Regions from separate parts of the Homo sapiens genome. Here region 2 is linked to region 1. The links are chromatin loops, found by intact Hi-C in ENCODE. Cell type or tissue: IMR-90. All regions are shown on one strand. Links, peaks and the distances in the headings refer to the core of each region. The heading gives the core; the rest is flanking DNA.

What was found. Hi-C counts contacts between places; a loop is a spot of excess contacts. Peaks named below come from ENCODE experiments on the same cell type or tissue, not always from the same donor. Only the 100,000 strongest peaks of a DNase experiment are listed, where the experiment ranks them.
Region 2: it touches region 1 in a loop (3-fold over the local background); 2 of 110 quality-filtered maps call a loop at or near these places.

Annotation. Positions count from the first base shown.
Region 1 is chr11:122,366,601-122,369,513 of GRCh38, forward strand. All of the region lies in intron 1 of MIR100HG (mir-100-let-7a-2-mir-125b-1 cluster host gene), which reads right to left. Among named protein-coding and RNA genes, the nearest start is that of MIR100HG, 55 kb to the right of the region's middle. In IMR-90, for the core only: no CTCF peak of the experiment used is centred there; a DNase peak (open chromatin) is centred at 1,381; H3K4me3 peaks cover 347 bases; H3K27ac peaks cover 829 bases.
Region 2 is chr11:122,114,086-122,116,998 of GRCh38, forward strand. It overlaps BLID (BH3-like motif containing, cell death inducer), which reads right to left and starts at 2,130. Exons shown (of 1, transcript NM_001001786.3): 1 at 1,255-2,130. The coding sequence starts at 1,837. The coding sequence ends at 1,511. The region is part of intron 4 of MIR100HG (mir-100-let-7a-2-mir-125b-1 cluster host gene); the gene reads right to left. In IMR-90, for the core only: a CTCF peak has its summit at 1,695; no DNase peak of the experiment used is centred there; H3K27ac peaks cover 518 bases.

The DNA.
Region 1 (2,913 bases), core at 249-2,748:
TGTGGTTTCATAACCTCAGTCCTCAGATGTTTTTAAAGGGGCCACCTTTGCTAACTTGATATTTTCTGAGATCCTAACATCTCTCCAATGAGTCCTCTGTGTTATCAGTTGATATTATAAGACAGCCCTTTAAGGCCTGGTATACTTTTTTAAAATTAAAAAGTAAAATTATTAACCTAAACTGAATCAGTATGTACATAGCATGCAGTATTTTTTTGCATTTTTTGCTTATATTCACCATGGCAGTCTTGATTTAAATTCTTTATTACAAACCTTTCTATAAACCATTTCCCTCCAAAACTACATTTTTAAGAAAACTCTATTCCTACACAGATTCTTAAAAAGCTATACTCCCGTCTTAGAGTTAAATTTGAATATTTTGAAAAATGCACATTAAACGTGGAAAGAGATGGCTCTCCTCTCTATAAGGGGCTCCCAAGGCAGCCTCAAAGCTCACCAAAAGTTCCAAAACAACATCCACAACAAAACAAACTCTCTTTCATCTCTGGCAGCAACAAAAGCAATAACTTTCACCAAACCTACCCAAGCCAAGAATTAATATAACACAGAACAACACATCCACATTCAGACCATTACGGCTACATCAGCTCACCACAATATTTGTTTAAAAAACACATAATTTGTGGTAGAGAGAAAGAACCTTTCATACAAAAAGAAGTTCTTTCAAATGCAAATTAACCAAAAGACATATTTTCCCTGTGTTTGGGAAATCACTCCAATACATGAAAAACATAGTTTTTGTGTGGAAAAAAAAAATCAGTGTACACCCACTAATTGAAAAGGCAATTACATTAGCTGTAGATTACCTTAACAGTTAAGAAAAGTTAACTCCTGGCTCCATAAGTCTTTAAGAACTTTATTAGCATTTACTGACCTAAGTAGTCTTCAGTTCCCAGGTAGCAAAGTTTCTTTTCTTCTCCACTGAAATGCTCATATGGACACTGAAGGACATTGTATTACTGAACTGATCGGAAAAGAATACTGTTTCCATTCTTCTGGAGGAAAAAAAAAATGGAAAGAAAGAAAAGAAAGATGGAAGGAAGGAAGGAAAGAAAGAAGAAAAAAAGAAAGAAGGAAAGAGAAAGAGGAAAGAAAGAAAAGAAAGGAAAGAAAGAAAGAGAGAGAGAGAGAGAAAGAAAAAGAAAGAAAGAAAGAAAGAAAGAAAGAAAGAAAGAAAGAAAGAAAGAAAGAAAGAAAGAAAGAAAGAAAGAGAGAGAAAGGGAGAAGGAAAAGCAAGGCAAAATGCAGTCTAATCGAGTATTCTTCCTGGTGGGGAAAAAAAAGTAAATCCACTATCCTGGAACGAGTTCAAACATAGCTTGACAGGCTCCAGGAGAATTTACACTGAGCATGCTTAGCCCCGCACTGCTTGCATGAGACACTCTTAATGAATATTACTTCCTTCCCACTGGCTATTCCTGCTGGAAGTCCACACCCACCCCTCTTTCAGAAGTCAGGAATTTAGCTTCAGCCAAAGTCCAGAAAACATGCTTATGCGGAGACAAGGCCTCACCGATCCATAAACTTTCAGGTTGTGACCTGCCGGTCAGTTTGACAAATAGAACATAGGGGTGAATTTTTTTTCTGCCCTTGGTTATGTTGCCAGCTTTATGCCTGTCCTAAACTGCAGTTCCTCTGGAGAAAAGAAAAACAGACAGCTTTCTTTCTGAAGAACATGACGTCCTCAACACCACAGTAAAGACCTTTCCTGATCAAGCTTCCAAACTGAAATCAGAATAAGGGTCATCTGCATATTAAAACACAACACTCGATGATTTTTAGCTTCTGGATAAAACAAAAGTCCTACCCCAAATGTATGCTTTTTGATAACTTACATAACACCTCTCTCAAAAATGCTGCATGCCAAAGCACTCTCTGAAAATATGTTCAAAATCCAGCTTTAACCTGCTATGTTGTCTAAACATTGGACTTGTATACATTTAGGTCACACTAAAAACTGACTTTCTTTTTCAAACAATGCTTTCTCTTTCCCTAAATCCCTCTGTCATGTTTAATGACAGGAGACCTGAAATTCTGAAAATTTAAAAATAGATTACTTTTCTGACAGTCTGAGAAGGCAAGATTCTTGCTCTGCCAAAAAATCAGGGGAGTGGGGAAAGGGGAGGATAAGCAGGTGAGGGCCTGATATAGACCGCATAGTAAAAGAAGGGCATTTTAGATTTTAAAATTAATAATAAGGTACTTTTTTGTTGTCCATTTGATATTTCTAGGGTGCCATTTATATGTATCAAATTACAAGTTATAAATATTATTAAATACTCATTTGAACTGTAATGCTTATTTGCCTAGACACACACACATACATGCACACACAAAAACACACACCCCAATTTGTGGTTTGAAAAAAATGATGTCACAAAGCATCAAAAGGCAATAGAAATTTTCTAAGTCTCCAAGAAATATGGCGTGCCCAGTGTCTAATACAAAGCCTGCCTGGCCAGCATTGATTCTTTGGATTAATAAAGGATGCATCTATGAACCTGATACGTAAATCCGTTGCCTCTCCATGCCTGTAACACTTTACGCAGCCCACTGCTGAGCTGCCATGATATGTTCTCCCTATGGAAGATCTTTGTAGCATAAAATACGTCTTTGCCCACTATTCAATAAATAAAATCTCCGCAGACATATTTTCCTTGTGGTAACTATGAGCTTTTTGGAGACTTTAGGCATGGTGGTTGTTTTGTTTGTTTTTATGCTTTGCCTAAGGGAAGAATAAAATGTAGCCCCCTGCCCCAAGTGTGCTTATTTATATTACAAGAGCAAACTAAGTTTTCAGCAGTTAGACGAAGCCCAAGAGAAATCAGGCTTTGAAAGGCTAAGTAATCCTCGTGACCACACATAAGGTAAGTATAAAATAGGAAGGACATT
Region 2 (2,913 bases), core at 265-2,764, 250 kb before region 1:
AACTTTATTGATTTCTCTTTACCCTTCTCCACATTTCTCTGCTGAAATGTTGTCTTAACTCTTCAATGCAAAAGCAAAAGGAAGTGAAAATGAAAATAAAGAGCTTTGCTTCTTTAGGGCAATGTTAATTATATTTTTCTTACTTCCTAAACAAAATTTTCTTCAAACAACAGCATATCCATGAAGGATCTCTATATGGTAAAGAAAAGAGAGGATGACATACTTCCCATGGTTTCTAGACAGCAGATTTCTTTACGCTGAAACCTGTGCTTCACCCACAATGCTGGACTCAGAACTACACGAACCTAAGCGTATTCTCTTATGATTTGGCCAGCCATCTTTGAGAACCGCTAAGACAATTTGGCAAACAGTCCTTCCACTGTTTTCCAACACACTAGAATATAAGGAAAGTTTGTTTCTTGTCAGTTTTTTCTACCTCAAAAGATCCCAGGCATGATTAAGTTTTTGCCTTTTCTTTCTCTTTCTCTTTTCTTTCTTCTACAGAAAATTCTTTACTTTAACAGCTTCAGGATCACTGATGCAATTTAGGAGTTTCTCCGATGCAATTGAGAAATGCAAAAGGGAGGTTCTATAGGCAGGGTCTTTTCTGCCTGGAGCTTTTAAGATCACTGAGGAAAAATAACTCAGATTCTCACTCTTTCTCTCCTCCCAGCTTCTGAGCTGCCCTGCGGGCTCAGTTCTCACTGTGGGTAGGTATGGGTCAGGGTAGTGGAAAGAAAGCAGAGAAGGGGACACTAGAATAGCTTAAAGTAAAAGCTCTGAAACACCTTTTCCATTTCCTTTTCCTTTTTTCCCCACAGATTTAGTTCTACTCACTCTAATAACAGAGTTCATAAAAGATTACTGGAATTTCTATTTCTTTCAGTTCCACAGGTTTTTTTTTTTGTAAAGGGAAAGAAAGGTTAGACTTATTTACAACACAATGACAATCTCTGATTCTTCACTTTAAGCAAATAAAGACGCCTAGTGAAATAAATGGATTGTGTTATTTAAAATTGAAAGCTTATGTGAACCACCACTCAGAAACATGCTTAAAAAATACAGAAAGAAAATGAAAACCCTGTGACTACACAAGATTATTCTGATGCCAAATGCTGAGTGTACAACTAAGTAGAGTAATTGTTAATAATATGACAAGTACCTACTTCCAATGTACAAATGAAATACACTCAAAACTGCAAAGGACAGTGGCACTGTACGCTGCCCTAAGGTTTACCATCACATAGCTTTTTGTTTTTTCATGAATTTGCAAGATTTGTTTTAATTAAATGCCATTTACTTTTAACTAGCCAGTTTATCCTTTTTAAAAATTTTATTGTTTCTCTGCACAATTTGAACCAAATTTGGAAAAGTTATGGGTAAAAGTGGGTAGAAAAGACTGTTAAGAATTGGGTCTTATTGAAATCAAGTTTCCTTCTGTGTTGTGCAGCCTGAATAATGGGCGAAATCTGTCCTAATATCTTGCTGCATCTGTCCTAACTCACTCCTTTTACAGGGCCTCAGCAGAGGAATTGCATAACAATGTAACTTGTATCCTGGTTAAATAGGAAGGTCTCTGAAGCACATGTCCAGGAACATTCCGCTTCATGGCAGAGGAGCCAAGATTGTACCTTTTAAGAGAAAGCACTGTTTCCTTAGGCAACATAGGTTCTTTGTTGGAACCCAAGAGCGCCTCCAGTGGCAGGCGTGCTTTTGCCTCTGGATAAATGGAACTGCCAGAGGCTCGCTCTATCCATCCTGTGTAGAGCACACACTCAGATTCTAGGATCTCAAAGAAATGTATTTCCTGGCCCTCTATAGGCAACAAAGTCACCATAATTTGAAGCTATTATGGAAGAAAGTCCAAAATTTAACTTCCATTCGCTTTATTCAGCAAGTTTTTATAAGGCAGATCTCATATGGACTATGCTTTGCATAAGCACGGTGTTAGATGGGAAGAAAAAAGTGGTGGGATCCTTCCTCCTCTTCCTTTCTTCCCAGCTCCTGCTATTCATGGAATTTCCCTTGATTTCAAGTGGCTACTCACCAAAATCCTCAACTGAAAACAGCTTCCAAGGGGTCATGTACTTATTCAATTCTCTTCTCTCTTTTCTCCAAACACAACATCATCTGACCAAGGTTTGCATGCATAAGCATTGCTAATTAACGATAAGTCTCCACGATGTCCTCCTCTCAGTAAGTTTGACACACAGACCTCAGCGAAGCTGTATGTACTGCCTAAAAGTAGGAAAGATCTCCACGTTGATTTCTGAATTGTAAAAGGCAGGGATATGTTTTGGACTTCTTGTCCCTTACTGTGAACAGACCTAAGAGTACTTACTTTATTTTTTAGAAAGAACCCGGAGCTGCTGATGTCTGAGGGAGTCGTTTCAACAGAGACTAGAATATCGAGAGAGAAAATTGATCCAGCTCTCTTGTCTGGTGCTTATAAAACATGAAAGTATCACCCTCGCCATGGCAGACCACAGGGAATGATCAGTGTGAATTGTTAAGTCCTCTTCTCAGTGATGCTTGCAAGCAATTTCCCTGGGGAAGCAACAAGTTCCTGACCACAGTGTTGTACACAAATAAATAAACAAAATGCTATTACTTTTTGTTCTTCACATTGGGAAAAGTTCAGAAACATCTTGTTTCAATTGATGGGCTGGAATTACAGAAACATTTTAATTTTGTCTTTCCTTGCTAGTTCTGTGCCTGAGATGTATTGGTAAAATGGAACATGAGTCATATTTCTAATTGGGAAAAGCCTGGTAATCATGGGCAACCCAGATCTGGGTGACTTACAGAGTATTTTTGTGTTGAGAGAGAAAAGACACTAAAAGTAGAAGTTTCTTACTTAGCAGCAGCAGAGAGGCTATAAGATTGAATCTGGTGTTTCACATGGCCTGTATC